2 separate regions of the Homo sapiens genome follow, and region 2 is linked to region 1. Evidence: chromatin contacts called from ENCODE Hi-C or POLR2A ChIA-PET data. All regions are on one chromosome and are shown on one strand. The core of a region is the stretch at or near the end of the contact, and the rest is flanking DNA. Distances in the headings are between cores, read along the strand shown. Region 1 overlaps LCLAT1 (lysocardiolipin acyltransferase 1). Region 2 overlaps LCLAT1 (lysocardiolipin acyltransferase 1).

The links. Hi-C counts contacts between places; a loop is a spot of excess contacts on that map. ChIA-PET counts read pairs that join two places held with the same protein, here RNA polymerase II (POLR2A). Pooled maps may share reads with other maps.
Region 2: a pooled map of gastrocnemius medialis shows a loop between it and region 1 (2.0-fold over the local background). The contact joins two enhancer-like sites. A Hi-C loop is called at or near these places in 2 of 168 maps with a recorded cell type or tissue (B cell and gastrocnemius medialis) and 1 of 50 pooled maps. POLR2A ChIA-PET finds 5 or more read pairs at or near these places in 2 of 52 experiments (GM12878 and activated CD4-positive, alpha-beta T cell).

The regions. Positions count from the first base shown.
Region 1 is chr2:30,509,227-30,513,172 of GRCh38, reverse strand. The region is part of intron 1 of LCLAT1 (lysocardiolipin acyltransferase 1); the gene reads right to left. Among named protein-coding and RNA genes, the nearest start is that of LCLAT1, 64 kb to the right of the region's middle. Within about 2 kb of position 1,937, at least 11 of the 41 ENCODE cell types and tissues checked have a DNase peak (open chromatin) inside an H3K27ac peak, as active enhancers do; they include gastrocnemius medialis, where a contact is called at or near this core.
Region 2 is chr2:30,563,631-30,567,576 of GRCh38, reverse strand. The region is part of intron 4 of LCLAT1 (lysocardiolipin acyltransferase 1); the gene reads right to left. Among named protein-coding and RNA genes, the nearest start is that of LCLAT1, 120 kb to the right of the region's middle. Within about 2 kb of position 1,621, at least 6 of the 41 ENCODE cell types and tissues checked have a DNase peak (open chromatin) inside an H3K27ac peak, as active enhancers do; they include gastrocnemius medialis, where a contact is called at or near this core.

The DNA.
Region 1 (3,946 bases), core at 688-3,187:
TATGTTCATTAGTAATCAGTAAAATATAAATTAAAGTACCATTTTCCTTCTATCTCATTAGAAAAACTGAAAATATTCACAATATTTAACATTAGCAGGGCTATAGATACAAATGTATTTTTCTATCCTGCTACTAAGACTGTAAATTAAGTACCACCCTTTAAGTTAGTAATAAGGCAGTACTTGTCAAGACAGAAATGTGCATTTTTAATTAATAATTATATTTCAAGAACTCTATCACGCAGAAATATTTATAGGAGTACACAGAGAAATGGATACAACATTGTTCATGTAAGTATAATTTGTAATAATAAACAGTGGGCAATAATAAAGCCTACCAATAAGAGAAGGGGGAACATTTATTTTAACATTTATTATGAAATACTAAGCAGGCATTCAAGAGAATAAGGAAACTCACATCATCTGATATGACTGGGTATCCTTGACATTCAGTAAATAAAACCGATTGCAAAATATAATAGATGGCATGATCCCATTTTTGCCTTAAGCCAAATTTTTTAAAAATGTGTACATCTATGTATATTTGTGTATGTGAGTACATGTATTTCTAGGTGTATTAATAGGTCTGATTTCAACAGAGGGGCATAGTAAACTCAAGATTATGCCACAAAGAGGCTATCTGGAGATAAATATCCTCTCCTTAATCTCCATCCACCCTTTTATCTCCTTCGAGGGCTTCCTTCCCCTTGACCTCACCCAACTGGAAATAAGAGAAAAGTGTGCCCCCTGGGTCTCTTGAGGCAGACAAAAGAAAAGAATGGAGAGCGTGTCCAGAGGGCAAAGAGAAGACATCCAGCAGAACAATATCAACATAAGGAAAATGAGGAGTTACAAAGCATTATCTAGAATATGATAACCTTTTATATATACATTATACAGTGGTTAATTTTTTCTATTTTTGCTTACATAAATTTATTAATTTTGATAAAAACAAATGTGTCATGAAATAAAATAAGAATTCCAAAAAACTAAAAACAAAACTAAAAAGGTCTGAAGAGTTTCATATTAAGATGAAATATCTAATTGTGCTCTCTCAAAAAACACACTAAAAATCCCACACCTACAAAGAATAACCAAAAAAAGAACAACATTTTAAAAGCTGGAAAGCAGAAAGCCAAATGTTGACTATCCTGGCTGACCTGCAAAGACAAAGTGTAAGCCAGCAGAGGAAAAAGTTGAAAACAAACCCACAGAATCCTCCTAAGGCCTAGGAGGCGGAAGCATCAGGTACTGCTGGATGCAAATGGAGATGAATGGCAGTTTGCCAAAATAAAGAGGATTAGGTAATGAGTGAGGGGCAGGTGGATTCCTAGATTCCCTTCTCTCTCTGCACCTCTGGGTAACTGTCCCTCTCCTACCGCAGCATAAACTTGCATGTCTATTCTCTAGAGAAGGTAAAACAGAGTTTCCCAATTAGGAAATGCACAGTTTAGGGCATGGTCACCACTCTAAGAACAGTGGGATTAAGTGACCATATACATGCTGAATCCTGAATGCTAAAACCTCAGACCATCTTCCCTGGATGAGCTCTCAGATGGCTGGCAACAAGATCTTTGGTCCTATGCCAGTTGTCCTATAGAATATTCTGCAATGATGGAAATGTTCCCTAGTTATGCTGTCCAAAACTGCAGCCATTAGCTACATGTAGCTATTGAGCATCTGAAATGTGGCTAGTGCCATTGAAGAAATGAATTTTTAACTTAATTATATTTCAATTTAAATAGCTACATGTGGGTAGTGGCCACAGTATTGAACAGCACAGTCCTAGGCAGAAGACAGGAGTGTACTCTCTGGGATGTCTGACCAGGCTATGAGGAAAGACAAAAATACAGAAACAGGCCAGGCGCGGTGACTCATGCCTGTAATCCTAGCACTTTGGGAGGCCGAGGCGGTCAGATCACTTGAGGTCAGGAGTTCGAAAATACAGAAACATTGAGGGATTCCCTAATAAACAGCCCACATAAATCACCCCTCAGTAAAGCCCAAAGTTCACAAGCCTCACCTACGTGCAAGCCTCTACTGGCTTTCTAAATCACCCATTTTTTATTAGGAACAGATAATGAGACTTCTGAGCAAACACTCTAACATGACATTAGAGACTAAATTAAACAGAAAAAAAAGTATACTTGAAGGAAATAAACTATTCAGGGGAAAAGAAAACTTCAAAGAAAACTATCTTTAACATTTTCAAAAAGACAATAAATACTGCAATCAGGAAACAATAACATGTTCTTGTGGGAAAATAAAATGAAGAAAGGAAATATCCAGAGAATAAAAGAGCTACTGAAAGTTTAAAACAGCAAAAATGATTAGCAAAAATTATACACGACCAAAGAGTTAGAAAATAAAGTTGAGAAAAAATCTCCCAAAAAGCCCAGCAGAAGATAAAGAGATGGAAAGCAGAAAGAATATATGAAAGGGCCAAGACACGAGGTCCCATATGCCAGTAATACAAGGGCCAAAAAGAGTTGTGAGAAATTGGAGAGGGGGAAATCAGCAACAACAATCTCAAAAAAATTCCCCGGAACCGGAGAAAATGACATTCCACATTAACAGAGCCTACTAATAGCAAAGATAATGGATGAAAACAGATGTTCACCAAGGAATACCACTGTAACTTACAGAAGAGTGGAGACAAAGAACGTTCCACAAACCTTCTAGAAAGGAAAAAACAGGTTACATACAAAGGATTAAAAATTAGACCAGCTTTGAACATCTCAGCAGCCAATACCAGGAGCAAGACAAAAACAGAACAAAAACTTTAAGATTCTAAAGAAAATTATTTCCAACCCGTCCCTGTAGCAAGTGTTAGAGTAGTTGGTAGAAAAACACTGTCAGACATGCCAGGTGTAAAAGTGACTTCCCATACAATCTTTTAAAAAGAAGCTACTGGAAAATGGGCTCCACTAAAAGAAGTAAACAAAGACTAAGGGAGATCTGAAATACAGCAAGTAAGAGATCATCATAGATGAGAGGTCAAGAAGGATGATCCTGAAAGGGAGATTTCAGGGTGACAACTATACATTAGATAGAGAAGGCATTCGGTCCAAATTCTGAGAGGATGGCACAAAAGGAAGACTCTCTGAAAGTTGTTATCACCAAAATCCTTGCTACTAAACAAACCATCTGTTTGAGTCAAGAATAGAGTGTCCAGGTGAACCTGGCACAAATCCTAATCTGTACTTGGCTTCTTGACCATGTGCTAATAAAATTCCTGCTCTCCCTGCCACATTTGGCTTCCACATCAGCTGATGACACTGATTTTATCTGTCATATAGCACTCTGCTTTGTTGGGCGTCGTGGCTTATGCCTGGAATCCCAGCACTTTGAAAGGCCAAGGCGGGTGGATCATTCGAGGTCAGGAGTTTGAGACCAGCCTGACCAACATGCAAAACCCCACTCTACTAAAAATACAAAAATTAGCCAGGCATGGTGGCATGCATCTGTAGTCCCAGCTACTTGGGAAGCTGAGGCAGGAGAATCATTTGAACCCAGGAGGCAGAGGTTGCAGTGATCAGGCCACTGCACTCCAGCCTGGGGGAGACAATGAGACTCTGCCTTAAAAAGAAAAAAAAAAAGTATTCTGCTTTGACCTAATCCTGAAATATGGAGACAACACATGGTGAATTTAGAAACAAAATATATTCCCACTGGACAGCTATACTATTCAACACCCCATTCATGTTGAAAACTCTCAATAACTGGGCTTTTAAGGAACATACCTCAAAATAATAAGAACCATCTATGACAAAAACCACAGCCAATATCATACTGAATGGACGAAAGTGAAGGCATTCCCCTTGATAACTGGCACAAAACAAAGATGCTCTCTCACTACTCCTATTCAACATAGAATTGGAAATCCTGGCTGAACAATCAGGCAAGAGAAAGAAATAAAGAGCATCCAAATAGGAAGAGAGGAAGT
Region 2 (3,946 bases), core at 372-2,871, 55 kb before region 1:
GACTAACTGTTCATGACTCCCCCAAGTGGGAGGGTTCCACAGGGCCTCCATGCCTGGTTTGTTTCAAAATTAGCCCCTGGAATTTCTAAGCAAGCATATAGTAGATAAGCATACATGGTGCAAGGAAGTGTCTAGTGGAAACAGAAGGAAAACAGAGTTTCAAAGTACACTTCGAGGCTATATTCTAAGACTAAAGAAAAAAAGTGTTAAAATGCATTTCAAAGCTGAGATGCTCGGTTATACTTACTGAAATTAAAAAAAATTATAACAAAGGCATAAATCGATTTTTATACATTTTCTGAAATTCATATTCATATCTTTTAATTTGTTTAAAAGATTTCATGAAAGTCAACATTCAATGAAAATTAAAATGCTAATAACTAAATTTTTTTATAAAACAATCCCTATATAACAAAATTGAAATATTAAAATATAAAATGCTAATAAAATAAAACTAAGACACTAACAAAATACAATGACCTAGACATCCAGAAGAAATAACTAGCAATCAAATATATCAGATCAACATTCTTTAAAATCCAATAATTTAGGCCTTCAATGTGAACTGAAATATCTGCCTTGCTCAGGCACAGAGTATGTTAATATTACTAACCCAAACCGCTCCATAACAAAATGGGCACATGATTAGCACATCATGTACAAATATCTGAACATGGTTTGGCTGAATATAGTTACGGAGTCAAGTACATGTTCCAGTTGTTGGCAAAACCTTCTTTTTCCATTCCATGAGGTAACTTTACAAGTTCCAAGAAGAACCAAACCCATTATTCAGCAAATACATTTGGAAAAAGTAAAGTGTTCAGAAATTTGGCCTCAACTGCTGGGAGAGATCATGAAATACTTTCTGATGACAGCAGATGTTAGAACCCGCAATCCTCAGCTGCATTCCGAAATTGATAAACTATTATTCCAAGTCACAAGAAAAATATCTATATCGACACAACTTTACTAGGAGTAAATTTAAGATCACGGAGTCCTCAAAGTCTCCAAAAACCATAGACGACTTCCACAACACTGAAATATTCAAAGAACACTCCTATAGAAGGTGTTACATCATTTTATGATAAAGGAATTGAGCCGGGCAAGTCAAAAGTAAAGGCCCTACACATGAAGAGTAGTAAGTTCCTCTCATATTCATTTGAGGATATCCTGGGCATGGGGCTACAAAACAATATTTATATTATAGACAGCTGACAGGACCTTAAATGGGATTAGGAATCCCATAGACACCACAAAGATGAGTAGTAACTACCCTTTAGTTTGGTCTTTCAGTTTATAAAACTCTGGGGATTCTGAAAGCAAAACTGAACTGTTGTAGAATGTGAGTACAAGTATAAACAGCTCTAAAACAAACAGTCACAATGTGGGACGGTAAAAATGATCAGAAATACAGAGAGATTAGAGATGTAGACTTTTCCATCTACCCCCTACTTCATCTACTCATCCCCAGACTCTGTTATTGCACTAGCATCCCACTTTCTGACCACAGCCTCCTGTCTTGTCACGTTACTCCCTGTAATTCTCCCACTCCTACACTCCTTCCGCCCATGGGACTACTAGCAGCTATTCTCAAACCAGCTGGGCATGTTCCCACCTCAGGATCGGTGCAGTTGCTGCTCCTCCCTTCACCCAGAATGCCTTTCACCCATACAGCTGCACGCTTTTCTGCTTTGTTCATTTAGTCCCTACTTAAACAGAAACTTAACAGAGAGGCTTTCCCTAACCACCTTAAACAAAACAGCACCCTACACCCCTTCTATGACTCTCTCTCTCTCCTTATCCTGCCTTATTTTTCTGCATAGCACTTATGACTGACATATTTTTATTAACTTATTAGTTTATCATCTGTCTTTCCTCACAGAACGTAAACTTCGTGAGAGTAGGGATAAAGATCCAGGCACTCATATATGTATTAAAAAGAATAAGTTTTATGTATATAGGTGTTATGTTATATGCAATAACATAATTGTTAGAATCTTTCCAAATCAGGGAAATGGAACTCAAAATTATCACATACTAATTGTGATGGCTAATTTTATATGTCAACTTTAATAGGCCACGATACTCAGGTATCTCATCAAATATTATTCTAGATGTTTCTGGGAAGGTATTTTTTAGAAGAGACTAATATTTAAATTAGTAGACTGAGTACAGCAGATGACCCTCCACAATGGGAGTAGGCCCCATCAAATCAGGTGAATGAAGACCTTAACAGAAAAAGACAGAAGTGCCCTCCTCTCCCCAACAAGGAAGAAAGAATTCTGCCTCTAGACTGCCTTTGGCCTTGAACTTCGACTACTTCCCGGGATCTCCACTCTGCCACCCTACCCTACAGATCGTGGACTTACCAAACCTCCACAACTGTAAGAGCCAATTCCTTAAAATAAATCTCAACCTCTTTCTATATATACACATCCTACTGGTTCTCTTTCTCTAGAGAACCCTAACTAATATGCCAATACAATATAGAACTCCCTAACCCAAGAATAACGAAGACATATGTATGGGTGCACATATGTCTGTGTGTGACCAAAATGACTCAAAAGAAATGGACCAAAATTAAAATAGTGTTCACTTATGGGCAGTGGGATTATAGCAAGTTTTGTGCATACTTCTATGTTTCCAAATTTTCCCAAATTAACATATATTGCTTCCATTAAAAAGTTATAACCAACAATAAAATATGAAGATAGAATATATGTAAAGTTAGATTTAAATGCACTAATTTAAATGTACATGCAAGCTAGATTCAGGACTTAAATTATAAAACAGTCTCACTGGGCTGAAAAACCCAGTTTAAGGTTAAGTATGGTAGTAACTAAACACCTTTTAATTAACAGATACTTTTTCCAAACTGGAGATATTTTGTTAGCCTATTTTTTAAAATGATTTTTTACCAACTCAATAAAATTATCTGTATTCTACTGTTAAAAAAATGTTTAAAACTTCAGGATCAGTCTGTTTTTTCTCCTTGGCAAAGTCTAGCTTCAAAGGTAAACATCATTTGCATTTAAAATATATATGCAACTACATCATGTAATGGTGAGCACTATGGACTCCAAAATTATGCAACTAGATGGAGAGTTCATCACCTACAAAAAGAAACCTGAGAACAAATACAGAATGAAAAAAGTTTTACATATACATTTTATGACTCTGAAGGTCTAATGTATGAACATATTAACACTAATGTAGCAGTAACATATGACCTTTCTTTCATTAGTTTTTATTTACCAAATAACTTTCAAAGTTGGCATTCTTTGGTGTACATTTTCGCATTCACAAATATAAACCTATCATTTCAGTGAATGGCTTTCTATACTCTATATTTATTAAATAAAGCTGATATTTCAATATCAAAATTTAGGTATTATACATTCTAAATATTATAAAATTTAAATATGGCCACCTGTCACTTATAATTTCCTAATGATAATTTAGTTCTGGAAATCAACTTACAACTTACAATAATATATTTTCAAGCTTCAACAAGCAGCCATTATTATCCTCAGTATTATCCTCTGTGATCCAACCACTTCTAGAATCTCAACTGTAAAAAATCAAAAATATACTACACAGTTGGCATACATTTTAGAGATCTGACTAGTATAAAAAAAGTGCCACCGTTCATTTAGCTCAGTTCCATCTGCAATAGATGTGTCAAAGATCCCTTCATTGCTACCTATAGTAAATCCTAAAATACCTTAATTTCCCTTAACAACCTATTATGGCTCAGTCACCTATTCACTTGCTTAAATATGTATGTAATGTCTATTTTTCATCTTGAACTCTCTTTTGTAATAATGAGTTCCATAAATTATTATGTGCACAGTATGAATAGTATGTTTATTTACCTGTTCTCCTCTCTTAAATTCCAAGGGTTGCCCTTCTTAGTCTATTACCAAAAATTTGAAAGTTAAGTTCA